Regions from separate parts of the Homo sapiens genome. Here region 1 is linked to region 2. A link is a contact called in ENCODE POLR2A ChIA-PET data. All regions are on one chromosome and are shown on one strand. Each heading gives the region's core, a stretch centred on a gene start or an enhancer-like site at or near the end of the contact. The rest is flanking DNA. Distances are from core to core; before and after follow the strand shown. Region 1 overlaps FOXP1 (forkhead box P1). Region 2 overlaps FOXP1 (forkhead box P1).

Region 1 (4,057 bases), core at 1,247-3,746, 410 kb after region 2:
AAAATACACATGCTGAAGGACTGAACTGCCTTATGCAAATATTTATCTTCTAGAACATTATATGCTCCTTAATGTTTGTTTAAAATCCTAAAAGTTTTCAGTAACTGCAAGATTTCTATTTAATATGCAATTCCATAATAAATAGCTATAATATAAATTTAACCTATATATATCGTTTTCGCAATAGGTAGGAACCAAAAGTAAAAGTCTGAAGAACCTACAACCCAAATATGATGTAAGCCAGCTTAAGATTTTGGAAAATATTACATTCCTAGAAAACAGATTTTTAAGCTATTGCCATGTCCCTTTTGTTGCTGCATATTTAAAAGTAATCACACTCTCCCTGGTTTTCACTGTTTTATTCATCTTAAGCTCCTCTACCAGTGAACCATGGGCACAGGTTTCCAGAAATCACTTTAAATGTTGCATATATCCTGGCAAAAGTCCAAAATTCTAGCCAACATCAGTATTTTCGAGTTAACCTTAATCAACTCTATTGCCTTTCAAAAGTGGAGACAATGCACTTGACCCTTGTTCCATGGAGTATGTGTGTGTGGCTTTTCCCCAGGAGGGGTCATGGATTTGCATTAATCCATACAACACCTTCCCCCACCCACCTCCCCACACTCCAACATCCAACTGCAGACATTCACAAGCCAGCTGGCGAGGGTTAGTGGTCGGTGGCCAGGTAAGAGAGTGAAGGTAACTGGTCCACAAGAGGCAGGAATTCCCACTTTGGCCTCATTAGCAGCAGGGCCAAGCAGCCAAGGCTAAAGTTAACATTCACGAAATACACCTGGCTAATCTTGTAAAGAATAAAGATTTGCTCATTAACTGAGCTTAGAGAAAGGTGTGACCCACAAAACCGAAGAGCTATTTTCAGGTCCTTAATGGTCCAAATTTCGTGATCAAGTTACAAATTCCATGTGGTTCTTCATAAGGTCCCTTTAAGAAACTTTTCGATGATGGAACAGTGGAGCCTCTGGCCATGTCATTCATATACACACAGAGATGCACAAACACCTACCCACCACTTCTATGATGCAGGGTTGAATAAAGCTTAATGGAAGTTAACCTTCTAGCCTGGGTGCAAGATACCCAACCACCGAGATGCTGTTCATCAGGTACCCCAATGCAGCGAAGCACACCTCCAAAGCCTTGCTGAATGGCACTAGCACCAGTGCCACTCCTTGCTCATTTCTAAGAGGCTCCTGGACAGTGAAGTCAGGGAGCTGCCTAGCCTCTGCAGCCCACTCTAAACGGACGATGATTTGCTGATGGTGATTTCTCCTGCAAGGACTACCCAGAGCCACTAATGGAGGCAAGCGCTGGCTTGTTGCTTGAGCTTTCATCTGAAAATAAAACTGAAGGGTCAATTTTCATCATGAGCTTGAGAAAAGAAGGAAATTGCAAAGAAAGGAAGGGGAGAGAGACAGAGACACAGAGAGGAAGAGAGAAAGGAAGGAAGGCAATTGCTTGCTACGAAGACAAAACAAATTGTGAAATCTAGAAATAAATACTCAGGGCTGAATTCTAACACAACTGTCACTGCTGTCAGTTTTAGGAAATAAAACTCTTATGAAATACAAAAAGGTTCAAGGGGGAATTCAATCTATCTGAGTTTTACATAAACTAAAAATTACAGGTTTCTGAAACAGTTGGGATTAGCATTCTTCTTAGGTAGTTTAGGAAAGGTTACCCTTTCCTCCCCTTCATTTTAACACTGTGAGGGGTCTGCCTGCCTACCAAAATGCAACCAGTGCAGCCCCAACCACCAGATCAAGGAACAAACAGTGCAGGACTAGACAGCAGGTTTGTGGAAACCCAGCAAGAACGCTCTTCTTTGAGGAAAGGAGGGCTTGGCAGGTAAACAACCATATCAGGCCTTATCCAAAAAGAAGGTAGAGGTGGGGCCTCTAGGGCGAGGCCCAGATGGTCTCCACGGATTGCTGTGCTCCTTTGGGCCCCGTTTGACCTCTTTTTAAAGGGCTCTGAATACCACTAGGGAACCAATGTCACCCAGCAAGGGCCACTCAGAGCCACACTTAAGGGGCAATGCATGTATTTTCTTCCTTCTATGACATTAGAAGGCAACTTGCTGTTCTTGGGGCCCAAGGCAGAGAAGAATGTGAACACACAAAGTTCTTGTAGAGAATTAGTCCTGGCACAATTACCTAATGGCCTCTTCAACCAAACACCTGGTTGGCTACTTATCAGTAGCAACCCTATAAGCAACCCATTCCAGCAAGGTCCAGAGAGAAGAGAGGACAGCTGTGACTATTCAATCCTTTGGTGGTCATCATCACCTCCCATATTTATGAGGCCTTTTGGCCACAATGGTCTGAGCTCTTGTTGTGTACATCTTTATTAGTTGGAAGAAAAGGTCTAAGGTTTCTTTCCCAACTCAGAGAAGTCCTCTTAAACCAAACTGACTTAGCCAGCCCCAGGTCAGTACAAACAGTCAATTTCATAAGAGGACAAAGGGCTTTGGAAAAGAAGTGAACAGAGAGAGAGGATGAGGCAATCTGCAGTTCCTCTTTGGCTGGGGCCTCTCAATGGGGCCTCATTCTTTGTCTCAAAGATAGACAGGAATTCCAGCATGGACAACACCCCCAAGTTTAAATATACCTTTGAAAATGTGGGTGACTGGCAGATTATTGTAAACCACTGATCATCACCATTAATGTGGGTGTTTTAAAAAGTTGGCCCTATGAATGGAGGTTGAATGCAAGATCCAGCTCTAGTTTAAAACTAAACACACACATACACAAATACACACACACACAAATAGCGTAAGTTTATATGTTGGTTATTTTTCTCCCAAACAGCCTCATAACAGTCTAGCATAATTCAACGTATTTCCTGTCCCCCTTCCTCAACTGTTTTTGTTTTTGTTTTTATTTTAAGACAGGGTCTTGTACCGTCACCCAGGCTGGAGTGCAGTGGCACTCTCACGGCTTGATGCAACCTCAACCGTCAGGACTCAAGCAATCCTCCTGCCTCAGCCTCCCAAGTACTATAGGTGTGAGCCACCACACCCAGCTAATTGTTGTATTTTTGGTAGAGATGGGGTTTCACCATGTTGCCCAGGCTGGTCTCAAACTCCTGAGCTCAGACACTCCTCCTGCCTTGGCCTTCCAAGGTGCTGAGATTACAGGTGTGAGTCACCGCACACAACCCCATTTCTTTTTTATTTATTCCTTCCTCTCTATTCCCCAGCCCCCTGAAACCAGACTTGGCCTTTACCCCCCCAAAAGAAATGAGATGAAGTCAAAATAAAAAGACAAAGCTAATACTAATAAGAATCACTAATATTTCATCAGCATGTGCTATGTAAAAAGTAGTCAGCATTTTGTTTATACTGTATTGACTCATTTAGTCAAAGCAGGACCATGATGAGGTAAATATTGCCATTTTACAGATTTAGGAACTAAGGCGGTGTGTTTAAATAACATATCCAAGGTTAATAAGAGGCAGAGCTGGGATTCAAACTCAGGAACGTTAACCACTGCACAACACTGCCTCAAAGGTGTATTAACCCAAAGAAGTTAATTGTTGACTTCTGAGCTGCTAAGGGCCCACCAGTTGGTTATATATTGGGTTTTCAAGGTTAATATTAACTTAATGAGACTTATGCACTGACTCTATATATGATGCAACTCAACTCTTAGCAACATACTGAGCATACACCACTTAGAACTAACACAACCGAAAGAATGATAAATTAAATAACCTTCTCCCCTACCTAGTGTTTCTTTCATGGCAACAGTTCAGTCGCTGGGGTTTTCCCTCATCTCTAACTTCTCTACTGAGTAAAGGCACATGTTTTTAGACTCCAAAATACATATACTTTATTATTTAAAAAAATTTTTTGAGATGGAGTCACACTCTGTTGCCCAGGCTGGAATACAGTGGCACAATCTCGGCTCACTGCAACCTCCACCTCCCAGGTTCAAGCGATTCTCCTGCCTCAGCCTCCCAGGCAGCTGGGATCACAGGCATACACCATCACACCTGGATAATTTTTGTGTTTTTAGTAGAGATGGGATTTCACCAT
Region 2 (4,010 bases), core at 1,336-3,835:
CCCAGGGGCACTACAAGGTTCCTAAGTGCCTCTGAATTTAAAAAAAGACAAATTGTGTTCACGGTGGTTGTATGCAGAACGTGTTTATTTCAGTCTAAAGATTTTAAACAAAGTAGTCCTCACTTAATATATGATAATAAAAATCTGTTACATAGAATATCTTCTCCATTGATCCTAAAATCTACTGTAACTTTTTTTAAGGTTGAGTACTCCTTATCCAAAATGATTGGGATCAATGATTTCAGATTTTTTAGGATCTTGGAATATCTGCATACACATGGTAAGATATCTTAGAGATGGGACCCAAGTCTCAGCATGACATCCATTTATGTTTCATATACACCTTATACACAAAGCCTGAAGACAATCTGATACAAGACTTTTGATAATTTGGGGCAAGAAACAAAGATTTGATCGCATTTATGACTGAGACCCATCACATGAGGTCAGGTGTGGAATTTTTCGCTTGTGGTATCATGGTGGCACTCAAGAAGTCTCAGATTTTGAAGTACTTCTGGTTTTGGATTTTCCTGTTAGGGATTTCAACCTGCAACTTCCAAAAGCTCTGTTGTTAAGATGAGCATTTCAATTCCACACCAGATTTGCAGTCATAGTTAAAATAATATAGTCTAATAATTGTGAAAACAGCATTTATCAATCTCACTTTATGTCAGGCATTTGTATTCGCTATCCTTCCAATGACTTTTCAAGGTGGGAATTATCATGCCTATTTTACAGGGAAGGAAAACAAAGCTCAGAGTGGTTGACTATCTTGCCCAATGTCACACAGCTTCTAAGTAGGTATCCAAATACTGTGACTGTCTGGAGGTGAAGCTTAAGGGAAAATCAGAGAGAGGAACTTTTCGAAAGAGGACTTTGAGAAAGGAGAGGCATCTGTCTTGGGATGTTAAAAAAATGTGTCAAGAAGCCAGGCATGGGGCAACCGTAGTCCTAGCTATTCAGGAGGCCAAGGTGGGAGGATCTCTTGAGCTCAGAAGTTTGAGGCCAGCACAGGCAACATAGTAAGACTTGGTCTCCAAGAAAAAAAAAAAAAATTGCCAAGAAACTGTGATCCAGGCTGGGCGTGGTGGTTCATGCCTGTAATCCCAGCACTCTGGGAGGCCAAGGTGGGTGGATCACGAGGTCAAGAGATAGAGACCATCCTGGCTAACTCGATGAAACCCCATCTTTACTAAAATTACAAAAAATTAGCCAGGCGTGGTGGCAGGCGCCTGTAGTTCCAGCTACTAGGGAGGCTGAGGCAGGACAATCAGTTGAACCCGGAAGGTGGAGGTTGCAGTGAGCCAAGATGGCACCACCGCATTCCAGCCTGGTGACAGAGCAAGACTCTGTCTCAAAAAAAAAAAAAAAAAAAAGAAACTGTGATCCAAACATCAGACTGTCCATGACTTGAAAAACTCATCACACGCCTCCTTTCCAGTGACACTGCATGTTTTCAAGGACGACACAAAAATCATTCTTCTTTGGCTCTACCATTTGTAGAGTCCCCTCCCCCACTTTTAAGAGCTTTGTGACTGTCAATCAGGTGCTTTTCAAACAATAAACGCTTAAGCAGTGACCTCATGATTAACTCGGTTTCACTACTCAGGCAACCTTTCAAAACAAATGTTAAAGTTAACCGTTCTACAGGCACCAGAACATTAGCTTCTATTTACACACCAATTAAACACATAATTTTTGGTGACTACTTTGTACTAAGCACAGTCTAGGCACTGGGCCTAGGAGGGAGAACAAGACAGACCTGGCCCTTCCCTTTCTGATACTACAGTCTAGCAGGAGATAGAGTAAGACATCAGCAATCAACAAATCCAGAAATAATTAGAGCCACTGTGAAGGAAGCCTCAGCCTTCATTAAAAAAAAGAAAAACTTAACTTCTCATTTTTAACCTACTCTAGATAAGTCCATCAAGGAATTCATCCACGAAGAGGTGACATTTAATTGGAAACCCACAAGTAAAGAAGAAATCAAATAGCCAAGGAGCAGAAAGAAGGTTCAAGAAGATGGAGCACAGAGGCTGAAAAGAAAGCATGAAACAGTGCTTAAGAAATTAACTTATTGAATCGTTAGTGAAACAGAATTGTGTTGTTCAACTAATCCTATGTCTACTTCATTCTTCTTCAACCCTTTTAAGGTAAACAGAAGTACACAGATTACAAATATGCTTTCAATCAAATGACTTAATAAATACAAAATGTGTCATGTTGACAAACAAAAAAAAAAACCTGTAAAAACATTAAGGAATTGATATAATTACCACAGAAAACAAATACCTTGGAGGTGGCCCTTGGTCCTGTCAATGTGTACCATTTTTAAGGTTGTAATGTCATGTGGTTGGCAGAATTCTCAGGTGACCCTTACATTCCTATGCCTGGTATAACACACCCCTTCCCAGAGAGTCAATCGTGCACTAATCCAGGTGCTATGTGAAGGGGTTTTGTGGATGTAATTAAGGTCCCAAATCAGCTGACTTGAAGAAAGGGAGATTATCTGAGTGGGCCTGATGGAATCACATGAACCCTTTCAATTGGAGTTTAGAGCCCAGAGATAGAGGAAGTCAGATTCTGAAGCACAAGAAAGACTGATGTGCCCCTACTGGCTTCACGATGGAAGAGACCATATGGCAAGAAATGTGGGTAGACTCTAGATGCTGAGAGCAGCTGCAGGCTGACAGCCAGCAAGGAAGCAGGGACCTCAGTCCTACAGCCAGAAGGAAATGGATTCTACCAACATCCTGGATGAGCTTAGGAGCAGATTCTTTCCCGGAGCCTCTTGACGAGGAATCAGTGCAGCTTCCACTTGCCTCCCTATTCTCTGAGGAGAGACTCCATTAACAGTGCACCTGGGCTTCTGACCTACAGAACTATGAGCTAATTTGTGGCAATTTGTTATGCAACAACAAAAAACTAACACACGCAGAAAAAGAGATGAAATCACACTGCTTGCATCTAAAGTTTATAAAAGAGTTTCTCTTAATGAGTAAGAACTCAGATGGGAGGGAGGTGGGAAGAGAGATAAGGGGGCAGGAAAGAAAGGGCAGGGCAGGGCAGGGCAGGGCAGGGCTTGCATACTGGTCCCACAAGGAACGACATGGTGACCCAGGGGAGCAATCGCTTCTCCTCTCTGGGCCTCACTTTCCTCATCTGCAAAAAGTTGGCAATAACAATGGGTGGTGGTGAGGGACGTCTTGGGAAAACACTAAGTGAAAACAGTTTGAAAGTTGAAAAGCACAATCCAAGTTATTTTATATTCTTTCCTGGACCATTTTCATTTTTAGCTTCCTTTTCTAATTATTTTGATTACTTATTCTAATAATGATCAGGACACAAATACGGAATTGTCCTTGGCTAGAAAAGAGAAGAAGCATTTTAAGCTATTGTGGATCTTCTTGGCAGACCATGCAAGGGATGTGGGGATACCTCCCTGGGAAAAAGTGAAAGGAGGTCAGCATGAGGTCCCTGGTGAGGAAAACCCTGTCTCTCATCTTCCTTCCCCTCTTTGTTGCACAGTCTTCTGGAAGATGAAGCCAGAGGCCTGCATTTGAATCCTAGCTTCACTCCTGACCTTAGGCAGTGATCGAACCACACTGCACCACAGTTTCCTCATATGTAAAATGGAAATAATAATGACACCACCTCCTAAGGCTGTTGTGAGGAGTAAGTCATTTAAAATACATAAATTAGGCTGGGCACAGTGGCTCACATATGTAATTCCAGTGCTTTGGGAGGCTGAGATGGGAGGATCGCTTGAGCCCAGGAGTTAGAGGCCACCCTGGGCAACATTGCAAGACCCCATCTCTACAAAAAATAAAATAAAATGCATAAAGTACATGTTAAGAGAGTGTCCAGCACTTCATAAGCACCATGTAAGTGTTACGACGATTACTTTTACCACTGCTATGAATAGGAGCTGATTTTTATTTTCCAGAAAATCTGTTGTCCCTCCAAGGGAATTTGGAAGATGGGGCTAAGTAAATATATAAAAATATGTT

What was found. ChIA-PET counts read pairs that join two places held with the same protein, here RNA polymerase II (POLR2A).
Region 1: POLR2A ChIA-PET joins it to region 2 with 15 read pairs in T-cell. The contact joins two enhancer-like sites. POLR2A ChIA-PET finds 5 or more read pairs at or near these places in 4 of 52 experiments (BJ, OCI-LY7, T-cell and 1 more).

What each region holds. Positions count from the first base shown.
Region 1 is chr3:71,545,520-71,549,576 of GRCh38, forward strand. All of the region lies in intron 2 of FOXP1 (forkhead box P1), which reads right to left. Among named protein-coding and RNA genes, the nearest start is that of MIR1284, 5.5 kb to the left of the region's middle. Within about 2 kb of position 2,497, at least 2 of the 41 ENCODE cell types and tissues checked have a DNase peak (open chromatin) inside an H3K27ac peak, as active enhancers do.
Region 2 is chr3:71,139,911-71,143,920 of GRCh38, forward strand. The region is part of intron 6 of FOXP1 (forkhead box P1); the gene reads right to left. Among named protein-coding and RNA genes, the nearest start is that of FOXP1-AS1, 150 kb to the right of the region's middle. Within about 2 kb of position 2,586, at least 7 of the 41 ENCODE cell types and tissues checked have a DNase peak (open chromatin) inside an H3K27ac peak, as active enhancers do.